Regions from separate parts of the Homo sapiens genome. Here region 2 is linked to region 1. A link is a contact called in ENCODE Hi-C or POLR2A ChIA-PET data. All regions are on one chromosome and are shown on one strand. The core of a region is the stretch at or near the end of the contact, and the rest is flanking DNA. Distances in the headings are between cores, read along the strand shown. Region 1 holds the start of PPP2R1A (protein phosphatase 2 scaffold subunit Aalpha). Region 2 holds the start of U2AF2 (U2 small nuclear RNA auxiliary factor 2).

Evidence for each region. A loop is a pair of places that touch in the nucleus more often than their neighbours do. ChIA-PET counts read pairs that join two places held with the same protein, here RNA polymerase II (POLR2A). Pooled maps may share reads with other maps.
Region 2: a loop to region 1 is called in a map of CD4-positive, alpha-beta memory T cell, with 15 times the contacts of the local background. The contact joins the promoter of U2AF2 here to the promoter of PPP2R1A in region 1. A Hi-C loop is called at or near these places in 1 of 168 maps with a recorded cell type or tissue (CD4-positive, alpha-beta memory T cell) and 7 of 50 pooled maps. POLR2A ChIA-PET finds 5 or more read pairs at or near these places in 1 of 52 experiments (B cell).

Annotation. Positions count from the first base shown.
Region 1 is chr19:52,187,762-52,194,512 of GRCh38, reverse strand. PPP2R1A (protein phosphatase 2 scaffold subunit Aalpha) reads right to left here and starts at 4,461. Exons shown (of 15, transcript NM_014225.6): 1 at 4,339-4,461. The coding sequence starts at 4,416. RefSeq lists enhancers at 4,246-4,485, 3,936-4,903, 4,816-5,035, 5,046-5,095, 5,126-5,255 and 3 more.
Region 2 is chr19:55,651,792-55,658,542 of GRCh38, reverse strand. U2AF2 (U2 small nuclear RNA auxiliary factor 2) reads right to left here and starts at 3,508. Exons shown (of 12, transcript NM_007279.3): 1 at 3,390-3,508. The coding sequence starts at 3,438. CCDC106 (coiled-coil domain containing 106) reads right to left here. Exons shown (of 5, transcript NM_001370470.1): 5 at 5,382-6,113. The coding sequence ends at 5,797. RefSeq lists enhancers at 2,683-2,762, 3,713-4,382 and silencers at 3,123-3,262, 3,473-3,522, 3,613-3,662.

The DNA.
Region 1 (6,751 bases), core at 3,212-5,711:
CAGCCAGAGGAAGGATCCTTTAAAATTATACCAGAACCCATAATTACTACTGAAAGCCTTGCAATTCCTCCTCCTCCCTCCCATCTTCAAGGCCTTCACCTTGGCCCACAGGCCTCACTTGATCTAGTCCTGGTCTAGTCCTCACCTCCCACCACTTTGCCATTCTCTCTGCCTCAGTCACACTGGCCTTTTTGCTGTGCTTTGAACGCATCAAGCATCCTCCCACTCCTGGCCTTTGTACCAACTATTCCCTCTGCCCAGACTGCTCTTCCACGACCTGTTCATTTCATTCAAATCCTTGTTCAACATCACTTCCTCAGAGCAGCTTTCTCTAACCTCCCTATCTAACAAAGCAGCCCCAGGTGCTTGCTCTATTCCCTGTACCTGTCTTATTTTGTTCTTTTTTTTTTTTTTTTTTTTTTTTGGAGACAGGGTCTTGCTGTCGCCCAGGCTCTCACCGCAGCCTCGATCTCCCTGGTTCAAGCAATCCTCCGACCTCAGTCTCCTGAGCAGCTGGGACCAAGGCCTGTGTCATCACACCAGCTAATTTTTTTTTTTTTTTTGGTAGAGACAGGGTCTCACTTTGTTGCCCAGGCTGGTCTTAAACTCCTGGGCTCAAGCGATCCTTTCACCTTGGCCTTCCAAAGTGCTAGAATTGGCCAGGGGTGGTGGCTCATGCCTGTAATCCCAGCACTTTGGGAGGCAGAGGCGGGCAGGGAGTTTGAGACCAGCCTGGCCAACATGGTGAAACCCACTCTCTACTAAAAATACAAAAATTAGCTGGATGTGGTGGTGGGCGCCTCTAATCCTAGCCACTCAGGAGGCTGAGGCAGGAGAATCACTTGAACCCGGGAGGCGGAGGTTGCAATGAGCAGAGACGGCCTGGACGACAGAGTGAGACTCTGTCTCAAAAAAAATAAAATAAAATAAAACCAAAGTGTTACAATTAGGCTTGAGCCACCACGTCCAGCAATTTTTCTTCTTAGCAATTACTGCCACTGACATCCCACTACAGATCTACTATCTGTCTCCCAAACCAGAATGTAAACCCCACAAGGGCAGCTTTGCTGTTTTGTTCCCTACTGTATGTCTAGTATCTAAAACAGAGTCTGGCACACAGGAGGTGCTGATAAATATTTGCTGAACAAATAAATCAAGACTACAGGATTTCATGTCCCATGTTCCTTCTAGTATCCTGAACTGTCTCAGACACAATTAAAATGTCTGGCATATGAATATAATCAGCAACCGTGTGTCCCACCCCAGATTCTATTCCACCCTTAGGTCCTACTTCCTTTCCTGGCTCCTTCATTTCTCAGCTGCACAGCTTTGGCCATGTTATTTATGGTGCTTCAGTTTCCTCATCTGGAAAATGTGGACAAGGACAGGACCTACTTCAAAGAGTGATTGTGAGAATTCAGTAAGATCGTCAGTGATATTCCTCTGTACTGTACCTAACATAGAGCAAGCACCCAATAATTTGTTACGCAGATGGTTTAAGTCAGAGGTCAGCAATTTTTTCCCTGCAAAGGGTTAGACAGCAAATATTTGAAGCTTTGCGGCCATCTCTGTTACAACCATGCAACTCTGGGCTGTAGCACAAAAGCAGCCATAGGAGCTTCCAGACAGATGAACACCTCGCGGTTCCTGGGGGGTGGAATGCCTAGGGAGGGCATGGAAGCTCCACACAACTTCCCCCACACCTCACCCTGCATGTGTCTTCATCTGTATCCTTTGCAATATTCTTTAGAATAAACCGGTAAGCTGCCTAGCTCTGATCCTGGCACAAAGACATCTCCCTACAAATGTCTGCTGGTTAGTGGATGGATGGATGAATGAAAAGATGGGAGGATAGATAGCTGAAGGAAGTGATCCTGGAGTTAAAAAAAACAAAAAACTGGCCGGGCATAGTGGCTCACGCCTGTAATTCCAGCACTTTCGGAGGCCGAGGCAGGAGGATCACCTGAGATCAGGAGTCTGAGACCAGCCTGGCCAACACCGGGAAACCCAGTCTCTTCTAAAAACACACACACAAAAATCAGCCAGGCGTGGTGGCCTGCGTCTGTAGTCCCAGCTACTCAAGAGGCTGAGGCAGGAGAATTGCTTGAACCCGGGAGGTGGAGGTTGCAGTGAGCAAAGATCGCGTCAGTGCACTCCAGCCTGGGAAACAGAGCAACAAGACTCCGTCTCAAAAAAAGAAGAAAAAAAAAAAAAGGCCATTACATATCTGTTCCCTCTTCCTGGGAGGCTCTCCCCCACCTTCTTTCAATCTCTTCTCAAACTCTGCATCCTCAGAGGGGCCTTGCCTGATTGGCCTTCTTAAAATGGATCTGCCCCACCCCACTTTGTACTTGCTGTGCCCTCTGCTTTCAGGCGTGTTCTCAAACAGGATCTCAACAAGGCCTCCCCTGACCACACTTTAAAACTGCATGCCCTATATATACCCCATCTCTCTTATTTTTATTTGTCTCCCTAATGCTTATCCCCAGTATACTCTGTTTATTGTCTGTCTCTCCTCACTACAAAATAAACTCCCCAAGGCCTAGAGTTTTTTCTGTCTTGTTCCTGCTATATACCAGTGCTTAGAACAGCGCCCTGCACAGAATAGAGGCCCAATTCAATATGGATTCGCTACCACTACATCCTATTTGTTTCCTTCCCATCACTTTTCAAACACTCATCTATTCAGCTCTGCTGACCTGTTTCACATCTGGATCCTGTATAGCAACTGGTGTCTCCACTATATCCCCAGCATCATATCTCATACATGGCATATATTTACTGAACAAAAGAATTCATACAACCGCCCTATGAACTAGGTAATTAACCCCATTAAAGAGAAGAGGAAACAGGCCTAGAGAGATTAACTAACTTGCCCTTGTCAATCAGTAACAAGTGGAAGGGCCGGGAATACAACCACAACCTGTATGCCACCAGAAACAGTGATATACCAGGAACCTAGGAGGCGAGACCCACGTTTGGCAGGTTACCCAGTGCACCTTGTCCAATTTTATAAATGGGAAAACAGACCTAAAGGGAGGATGGGACCTCTTTAATCACCACTCCCAATAATTACAGCTAATATTTATCGAGCCCTTACAACAGGCCTGACACCATTCTACTTTTTATTTGTGTCATAATTCGTTCAGTCCCTCACAAGTCCCTCCAGCAAGACCAGGACTACAATTAGCCCATATTTTATGGAACACAGAGACCCAAAGCGGTGAAGTAATTTGCACAAGGTCACACAGCAGGTGGGAGGTGGACTTGCAGTTCTAACTGTTCTCAATCCCACACCAGCCCGGCTCAGAGCCTTGGGTCACCTCATCCCATAACCAGGAATGTTCATCCGGGCTGGGCGCGGTGGCTCACGCCTGTAATTCCAACACTTTGGGAGGCCGAGGCGGGTGGATCGCTTGAGGTCAAGAGTTCCCGACCAAGCCTGGCCAACATGGTGAAACCCCGTCTCTGCTAAAAATACAAAAATTAGTCGGGCGTGGTGGCTCGCGCCGGTAATCGCAGCTAATTAGGGAGCTGAGGGGCGAGGATGGTTTGAACCCGGTATGCAGAGGTTGCACTGAGCCGAGATCGCGCCACTGCTCCCCAGCCCCAGCCTGGGCGACACAGAGACTGTCTCAAAAAAAAGAAATAAATAAATGTTCATCTGCTTAGCAAATCCCTCAACCCCTATCCTGGTCAATGGGAGGATCCGGGGAGATGGGGAGGCGGGTTTCTACAACCTAATTCGCTCCTAAACTTGGCTAGTCCCCACCTTTGGTGGGGGGGTGTTTTTGCGTCCCCGTCCTCTTAGGACACCTAAACCAAAATGAGAGGCGGAGGAAGAGCAGGAATTAGGATGGCAGGCCTTCGCCTCTCGGTCCCCACTTGGCCCAGCAGTCGAAACCCAGAAAACAAAAAAACCTTCCCAGGTCCCGACCCACCCGGCGGCCCTCCCCTACTTGGAGCAAGTCATGCGCGCCCCACATCCCCAAGAGGCCATTCAGAGGCCGCCGCCAATCACGGAGTCCTCCTCTCTCCCAGACCCAGTCCGCAGACCCCAGCCCTGGCCACAACCTCCCAGGACCGCGGACCGCCGCGCGCACAGGGCAGGCCCGGGACCCTCGAGGCTAGCGCTGGCCCCCGCCCTCCACTGGGCCGACACCCAATCGGGAGCGCCGTCTCAAGGAGTCCGGGCAACCGGGGAGATAAGAGACGCACGCTGATTGGCCGTCGCCCCCTTCCGCCACTCCCAGCGAACGCTGAGTCTTCTCCGCGAGGGCCGCCCGTGCCCCCAGGTACCCCTCCGCGTCTTCCCCAAGTCCCCCGTAGCCTCCGGACCTGAACGTCCTCATTGCGGAGTTCGTCTATGAGCACCGCGATGGGGTACAGCGAGTCGTCGCCGTCGGCCGCCGCCATCTTGGCTCCGTCCCTTTCCTGTCAGACTGCGGCCAGCGCTGTGCTGAAACGTGGGGGGGGCAATGCTGGGAGAAGAAGGAAGGGCGGGCGTGGGGGCGCCCGAGCCAGTTTACAGGGGCTGCTCCACGGCCATTGGCCGCGCTACCCAGGGCTAAGCTCGCGTTTCTTTGGTCCGGACTTGTGAAGTCCCGCCCACTTCCGATTTGCCATTGGTCGAGTGAACAAGATTTGACTAGTTTGAGCCTAGGAGAGGGGGAAGAAAGCGGAAGTTAGCCGTGTCCTAGCGACCAAGATTGTACCCGCCCTGGTCGCTGCTAACAACGACCGAGACGAGCAGTAGTTTCTAGCCAATGAGGGGCGACATGGGGAGGAGGCTAAGCCTGCCCTTTCTTGAGTCCCCGGGAAGGCTTCTGCGCGTGCGTCGGTGGTAATACGTGACGTCCTGTGGGGAGCTGGAGGGTGTGCAGGTTTTGGGTTACCAGGCCGTGGTTCCGCTGGCTGGCTGGCTGGCTCTCCGCGCCGTTGCGCGGCAGGAGGAGGGAGTGAGACTTTGATTTGTGCTTGATTTATGCCAAGGCCCAGAGAAGGGAGCGACTTGCCCTTCTCTCTTTTTTCTTTTTCTTTCTTTTTTTTTTTTTTTTTTTTTTACTTTTTTAAAGACAGGGTCTCGCTCTGTTGCCCAGACTGTAGTGCAGTGGCAGGATCTTGGCTCACTGCCGCCTGGACCTCCCCGAGCTCAAATGATCCTCTCGCCTCAGCCTGCAGAAATAGCTGGGACTATCGGCGCGCGCCGCTAGGCCCGGCCAATTTTTAAAAAAATGTTTGTGGAGACCGAGTCTCACTGTGTTGAGCTCAGTTGCCTTGCTGTTTGGATGAAACCCAAGCCCCTCGGGCTGGTATTCAATACCCTGTCTAGGCGCGTCTCCCATCTGTTTTTTACCTTTTATCTGATGTCCTGGAGAATTACAGCTGCCTGAGCACTTCTTGCGTTTTCATGCCAGCAAGCCTCCTTGCCCAAGCTGTGCGTTCTGCTAGGGGTGCCTTTCATATTCACTTCTGAGATCTCTGCATAAATGCCTCCCCTTTACTCCCTTTCCTCTCTGTCTTCAGGCTCTGTTCTCTAGGCTTCCAGAGCCACAGAACCCCTCTCTCTGTCTCTCCAGTCCCATCTATCTCTCTGTCTCTCCAATCCCATCTCTCTCTCTCTCTCTCTCCAATCCAATCTCTCTCTCTGTCTCTCAATCCCAGAGCCTGGGCTGTGACTATGTATTCGAATTTGTTTCCTCCATAGAGTGGGAGCAGGATTGGATCTGACTAATCTCTGTTTTTAACCTCTTCAACACAGCCCTACCCCCCCACCGCAATCTTAGGACCACTCTAACTGAGGGAGTTGAATGGGGATGGGAAGGCCTGGGATGCTCTTTCCTCCTTTATTCTGCTACTTGAAGGGCTAGGCTGAGCTAGCACTCTGACAGATCTGAATACCCACAGCATCTATTTCTTTTTTCTTCTTTTTCTTTTTCTTTTTTTTTTTTTGAGACGGAGTCTCGCTCTGTTGCCCAGGCTAGAATGCAGGGGCCCGATCTCGGCATACTACAGCCTCTGTCTCCTGGGTTCAAACAATTATCCTGTCTCAGCCTCCAGAGTACCTGGGATTACAGGCGCCTACCACAACGCCCGGTTAATTTTTGTATTTTTAGTAGAGACGGGGTTTCACCACTTTGGGCCAGGCTGGTCTCAAACTCCTGACCTCAGGGTGATCTGCCTGCCTTGGCTTCCCAAAGTGCTGGGATTACAGGTGTGAGCCACCGCACCCGGCCTTTTTTTTGAGGCGGAGTTTCGCTCTTGTTGCCCCGGCTGAAGTGCAGTGGCTCAATCTCTGCTCACTGCAACCTCCACCTCTCGGGTTCAAGCGATTCTTCTGCCTCAGCCTCCGGAGTAGCTGGAATTTACAGGCATGAGCCACCACGCCCGGCTAATTTTGTATTTTTAGTAGAGACGGGGTTTCACCGTGTTGGCTGTCTTTGGTCTCGAACTCCTGACCTCAGGTGATCCGCCCACTTGGACTTCCCAGAGCGCTGGGATTACAGGTGTGAGCCACCGTGCCCGGCCCAGCATCTATTTCAAATACCCTTACCCACTGCAGTTAGGAAACTGCTGCTCATAAAAGTGGGGATGGGGTTGAATATTTCAGTCCCAGCCCTCCCTATTCCCAGGACTCCTCTCAGCCCCAAGGTCTCTGAGGCTAGGGATCTTTTTAGCTATGCGTGCCTGTCTTGGTGTCAGGCTGCTTGGGATGTTGGGCTGGTGGCCTTTGAAGTGCTTAGGGCCTAGG
Region 2 (6,751 bases), core at 2,259-4,758, 3.5 Mb before region 1:
TTGAATCTCTCAGCCTCACTCCCTTCAAAGCCAAGTACTGAAGAGACTGTAAAGGCGTGAGTAGGGGCGGGTATCTCTGCCAGCCTCCAGCAGGCTCCCTCAACCCTCTATTTGCCTGAGGTAGCCACTAGGAACGGAGCCTCACTGGCAAAACCACAGAAACCTCTGCTCTCACCAGACCCTTCAACCCCTGAAGAGAGACCGGCCCTTCAAGATGGAGGATAAACCATGAGCATGGGGGGGCGGGGGGGTTCATGAGCACCGCCACACCATTTCCTTAATTCAAAGACACCCAGATTTCTCAGCTAGCCATGAAGCACACACACAAAACAGATGCACACGTTAAGGTGCTTATATATGTTAACACGCATCTCCTGGAGTGATCATCCCTGGGGACAAGAGGAGGAAAGGGCACTGAGGGAGGATGTTAAACTTCAGCCTCACCCACAGTGTTTTGTCTCACGTTTTTGCGATGCAATGTGAATGTCTGGAAAAGCATCACAATTCCAAAACCACCAACACTCAGAAAAATATGCACCCAGCAGGGAAAAAAACAGCAACAAATATTGAGATGCTTCCTACAACCGGAATCTGTACTAAATTGTTTTGTTTGTTCTTAATCCTCACTACTGCTTCGGAAAAACACTGCTGGGGGCTGACATAATGGGTAAGGAAACTAAGGTATAGAGAGATCACAATTACCAAGGTCAAACAGCTAGGAAATGGTGACACCAGAATTTAAACACTCTGACATCAGTGAGTTAAGCACGAGGCCATACTCTCGAATGTGGATCAGGCAGAACACTCAGGTCTGGCTAGAACCATTAATGACAATATAATTGTCCCCTTGAAGGCCAAAAACCCCAAAATCAAAAACTGAAATTGGGAGGAACAATCGGCAGGACAGGCCAGCAGTGTAGAGCAGCGGGCACACAGGCACGGCACTGGGCACAGCTCCTCGCTTATAAGATGGACAGGCTGTGAGCCCCAAGAGCCCTTTCTGCTGCTAAGGCTCTGAAACAGGCAAGCAGGCAGACAGGAACCCACGCAGAGAAAGCAATGATGCCCGCTGGGTGCCTGGGATATAGACAAGGAAATTCCCTGTAGATACAGGTAGCAGAGGAAAGGACTGAAGCAGAAGGCGACACGTACAGAAGCTGGCCCGTCCTCCGCAGAGACAAAGACTACAGGCAGTGACACGCGGGCAGAGCTTCCCCTATGGCAAGAACCCTCTCCCACACACTGATGCTGGACAGGTAAAAACAATGAGAGCTTCGTTTGCTCAAAACACTGTATTGTGGTCATCTTATGGGAGCAGCTCCGCCAACCCAGGAGCCGTGCCAGGTCTCAGGGACTGCCCTACCAGCACCAAAAGGGAAACCCCGGGAGAACCGGTGAAGCACCATCTGAGAGCCTCAAAGAACCGCCCAATCAGCTCCACTTGGTCCAGCAGAGTGGAACTTGGCCTTGCAGCCAGAGCTCAGAATCAGTACCTGCTTTTCTGCTTATGAACAACAAAAACCATGCAAAAGCAACTTAGCCTTTAAGACTTGGTTTTCTCTTTAAACGAGGGTCGTATCTACTCCATCCAGGTGTTGTGTGGCAGAATGACATTTGGAAAGCACCTTTTCCTGCCCTTTCCCAACTCTGACACAATCTCTGTGAGCGGAAGACCCTCCTCTCTAAGCATGGAATTTTACAATTGCAAATATCGCTTACTGCACACCCAGTGTACGCAAAGCCACATGCCACACACTTTACATGTTACCCCATTTAATCTCAGCTCTGCCTCTGACTAGCTGAGCCCTGAGAAAGTTTTTAACTTTTCTGAGCCCTCAGTTTCCTCCCCAGTAGAGGTGGAAATCATTTTGGCCTCACAAGGCTGTTAAAAGGATCCACTTAGTAAAACATGCTAAGAGTTTAGCGAAGAGCCTGGCACACGGTAAGCGCTCAGAGTTTAACTACATCTATCGTTACTATCATCCTTTTTAATCTTCTCAAAATCCGGTAACAAGAAAATAATAATCAGTCTACAAATGGAAAAAAATATATAAACGTATTAAAAGCAGTTACTAAACGACAAAGCAGGTATCTAAACTTCCTGATGTGCTCAACTCCAAAGCCTATGCTCTTGAGCAGTCCATCAACTAAGACAGAGTCAGACCCTCAGTAAACGTTATTGCTTCCCCAGGACACTGTTTCCTAATACAGCCCCTACCCAACTCTAGCCCGGGTTCAAAGGAAAATTCCTCAGCCCTCATTTCGTCCTCCGAACGAGCTAGGAACATGGGCAGCTGAAGCCTGAAAAGAAACAAGTCTCCAATCTTCCCTGGTCCTGTATTTCTTCACAAACTGAAACACGGAGGATTTTTAAAGCGTCTTAACAACTCTCCCACTTCTAATATTATTGGAATCCCTAAGATCAGGGCCCCAGGCTTTTTGTTCTAACCCATCACAATTTTCGATACCCTGAAGGGAACCTGCCTCCCACCTTCCCCGTAAGTGAAGAGTTTAGCGCAGTGGGCCAGATCCCTCTTCCTCCCTCAGAACCTGTTTTCTTATCTCTATATTGAGATCTGAGACTGAGTATTATCAGGTGCCCTGAGATTGGGATTGTAAATGATTTGAGGTTTGTCTCAAACACTCCATATCGCGATTCTCGGGACCGCCAAAAGCCCCGCATATGCAGGATGTGTGCGTGCGGACACTCAAAGAATGCAGATGCTTTTAGGCAACATGTGCCAAACACGTTAATATGAGGCGCCCCACTACCAACAGACGGGGCAGAAACCACCTGGCGGGAGAGATCAGAGCAAATCAGCAAAAAGGAAAAGGGGTACGCGAGGGGCCCGTGGCCTCCAAGCATCCGCCGAAACGGCTCTGCCCTCATCCACGTGAAGGAAGGAAAGGGGCCCCCCCACCAAGTTCTCACAACCGCCATTTTGGAAACAAAGGGGGCGTGGAGACGCTGCCGTGGGCCCGACCGGAAGCGGAAGTGCCAAGGCAGCGGGAGAAAAGAGATTACGGGGACTAACATAATCTCCTTTTCAGAGAAACCAAAAAGATTTTAAAAAACAAAAGTTCACGTCGAGGCATCTGGCGCGCTCGTGCCGCGTCCCCCGCGCCACCTCCGCCAGGACCACGTGGGGCGCAGGGACAGCCGCCGTGCGCATGCGTCACGGGCCCGCGCCCCGCCGCCCCCTTCCCCTCGCCTAGCGCGCGGCGGAACGCTGGGGACGTCACGTGAACGAGGCGCGCGCCACGGAACCAGGGTTGGGGGGCGCCGCGCGGCCGTGAAGTGGGGGGAAGCGAGGGAGAAAATGGCGGGGGGGCAAAGAGCGACGCGAGGAGCCGCCCACACCTCCGCCCCGCGACCCCGGTGCCCTCACCTTGTTTATTCTCGTTGAGCTGCCGCTCGAACTCGTCGAAGTCCGACATGCTGAGGCGGCCGCGTAGGGCCCTGTGCAGCTTTCGCCTCGCCTTGCCGCCCGCTCCAGCCGCTTCGGCTACTTCCGCCGCTGGCTTCGGCTACTTCCGGCCGCCGCCGGCGCTTCGCCACCTCCTACCTAATCAAGCCTCCGGCAGCCCTCCCCGCCCCGCCCGGGCTCCGCCCCCTCACCCGCCCGCCCGCCCGCGAGCTTGCCCCTCCCCCCGAGCCTGGCTCCGAAGCGCCTCGGCTATCTCCGGATACTGGACGAAGGCGAAGCAGGCGGCCGCTTCGGCTGCTTCCGAAAACACCCGAACGTAGGGTTTCGCCGACTTCCCAGGTTTCCGTAACTTTTCCGAGATTATCTCCTCAACGTTCGGAGGTTTCCGTGTGTCCTCGTGTGCCACTGCGCCCAGTCCCCTCTGCGAGTTCGGGTTCTTCCAACAATTCAATCCGTCCCAGTCTTTGGCTTCTTCCACGGACTTGCTCCGATCTTCTCCGCCGGCCCTGTCCAAGCAATCGGCCACTTCCGACAATCCTAACCGTCCCGGCCTTCGGCTCTTTCCGGAGATTTCCGGATCTCGCCCTCGGGCCCCTCCTGGGATTAAGCTCGAGTCCGTGTTTCGGCTCTTTCCGGAGATGCCACTTGCTCACGCCTCCGATCAGAGAACTTCGGCTCCTTCCGCCACCGCTTCGTGAAGGCCTCACTCTCCGGGGACAGCTTCGACTTTTTCCGTGGGTACCTCGGCTCCTTCCGGCTTCGGGAACGGAAAAGGGAAGGAGAACAGAGACGAGATGGATCAGGGGAAGGGATAGAGAAGGGGACGAGGTCCTAGTTCTCGGCACCTGGCTCTCCGGGTGGGGAAAGTGAAAGAAAAAAAGGGCCGGCCTCGCGGAGGGCCTGAGAAGGTTGTGCCAGACAAAAGCAGCAAGAGGGATGAAGGGTGCGCGCGACCGCTGCGGAGGTTGCCAGCGCGGCTTTTTGCGCCTGCGCAGGGTGGAAGCCGCGGGTGAGGGGAAACAGGCTTCTGCGCCTGCGTAAAAGTCGTTCTGTGGCGCGCTCTCCCACTGCTCCCGTGAAGGGGGTTGCGGGGACCAGGTTTCAGTCCCCATTGCGCGTGCGCGAGATTTCCCTTACAACGGTGAAAGTGCTTAATCCCCAGCCGTTAAATCCGGCCACCCTCTTGGTTGTCTCGGCAACCACATCAACGCGCTCCGGCTCTTCCCGCCGCGCAGGCGCGGCAGACGGATCATCTGGCATTACTTCCGGGAGACAGATGATCTGGCGTTACTGCCCCCTGGCGGCCCAACGGAAGTATCCTCCAGACTTGGCCTGGCCGCTAGGTGGCCTCCCTCGCTAGAGGTCATCGACTCACGCCTCTCGCGCCGCGCTCCGGTCTGGGTAGCCCAGCGGGTAGTGTCCACGCTTCTTTTTACTTTTTTTTTTTTTTTTTTGAGACGGAGTCTCTGTCGCCCAGGCTGGAGTGCAGTGGCGCGATCTCGGCTCACTGGAACCTTCGCCTGCCGGGTTCAAGCGATTCTCCTGCCTCAGCCTTCCAAGTAGCTGGGACTACAGGCGCCCGCCACCACACCTGGCTAATTTTTTGTATTTTTAGTAGAGACGGGGTTTCACCGTGTTAGCCAGGATGGTCTCGATCTCCTGAACTCGTGATCCGCCTGCCTCGGCCTCCCAAAGTGCTGGGATTACAGGCGTGAGCCACCGCGCCCGGCTGTGTCCGCGCTTCTTTTCCCGAGCTCTGCCTCCGAGTTTTCTGGGGCGCAGCTGCTTCACTCTCCATCTCTGCCTCCGGGGGGCTAATTACACCGTATCCTACCCGTCCTCCCGCCTGACCACCCACCCCCTTGGAAGCCCCCGCAACCCCGTCACCGTCTTCGGGGCGACGGCCGCCCCCTCCCAGGCACGTCCCCCTCCTAGGAAGAGGCTGAGGCCAAGTTTATTCCAAATTTTCACGTCGTTTTTTAATTTAAATTATCTGAATAATTCTCTGTCTCACGCGGAGTTGGGGAGGTCTGTCCGGGAATCAGGTGGGCAGCTCCTCCGCGGGGCCAGGGCGGAGACGGGGTCTGTACAGTCCCCCACTCGAGGGGGGGGCACCCGCCTGCCTGGTTTTCCAGGAGGAAGGGGCCCGGCGAGGACAGGGCTGGGCAGCCCAAGCGGAAGGGGGTGCCGGCGTTCGGGAAGGGGCCGCGGCCGGTCCGGGGCCGTCGCGCTTGGGGGCCCGGCTAAGGGAGCCCCCAACCCAGGGAGCGAGGAGGAGGGGCAGGGGCGCGGCGGGGAGAGGGGCAGGTCATCCACCGGGGTCCACGGGGGAGGAAGGCCCGGGTGGAGGCGCGGAGGCGTGGTGCGATCACCGCTTGAAGCGGTAGGTGATGGGCAGCAGCAGCTTGCTCTTCTTGAGCGCCTGCACCTTCTTGAGCGTCTCGTCGTCCAGGGCCAGAAAGCAGCGGCGGGAGTACTCGAGCAGGCGCTCCTTGGAGGGGTCGAACTCGCCCACCTCGGCCAGCTTCTCGGGGGCCACAATGAGCAGCTCGGCGATGGGCGTGGTCAGCGCCACGGTGTTCCTGTCCACGCGGTGGTGCTCGAAGGCCCGCGACATGCTCTTGAGCTTCTGGAAGGTGCCCAGGATCTTCTTGTACCGGCAGAGGACCCCGTCGGCGTCCTTCACTGAGGGGTGGAGGCGGGGACACGAAAGTGAGGGGCAGGGCACAAGACTGAGGGGGCGGACACGGGAAGGGAAACGGCCATGGGAAGAAAGGATCTCGGCGAGCAGAGGCACGGGCCGGTGCAGGTGGAGACGGAGAACAACAGGCAAGGAAGGGGCAGAGAGGAGGGGAAGAATCGCAGCCAGATCTTGGACCAGTGGGAAATGGGAAGAGGCAGGCCCAGGAAGGAGAGTGAGGAGACAAAATGAGCCAAGAGGCCGGGTTCAACCCACGCGGTCCCAGCACCCCCCGACACCCCGAGCCATCACCCTCGTCTCCCTGCCTCAGGTGAATTCACTTATTCAAGTCTCACCCTCCCCGTGAGGTAGGTCCTACTGCGCACCTCCTCCTTACTGATGAAAGTTAAGGAGGTGCCCAAGGTGGCCCTGCCCTCGACGGTGGACCAAAACTTAAAAGTAAACCCAGGACAGGCCATGCGCGGTGGCTCACGCCTGTAATCCCAGCACTTTGGGAGGCCGAGGCAGGTGGATCACGAGGGCAGGAGATCCAGACCATCCTGGCAAACACGGTGAAACCCTGGCCTCTACTAAAAATACAAAAAATTAGCCAGGCGTGGTGGCGGGTGCCTGTAGTCCCAGC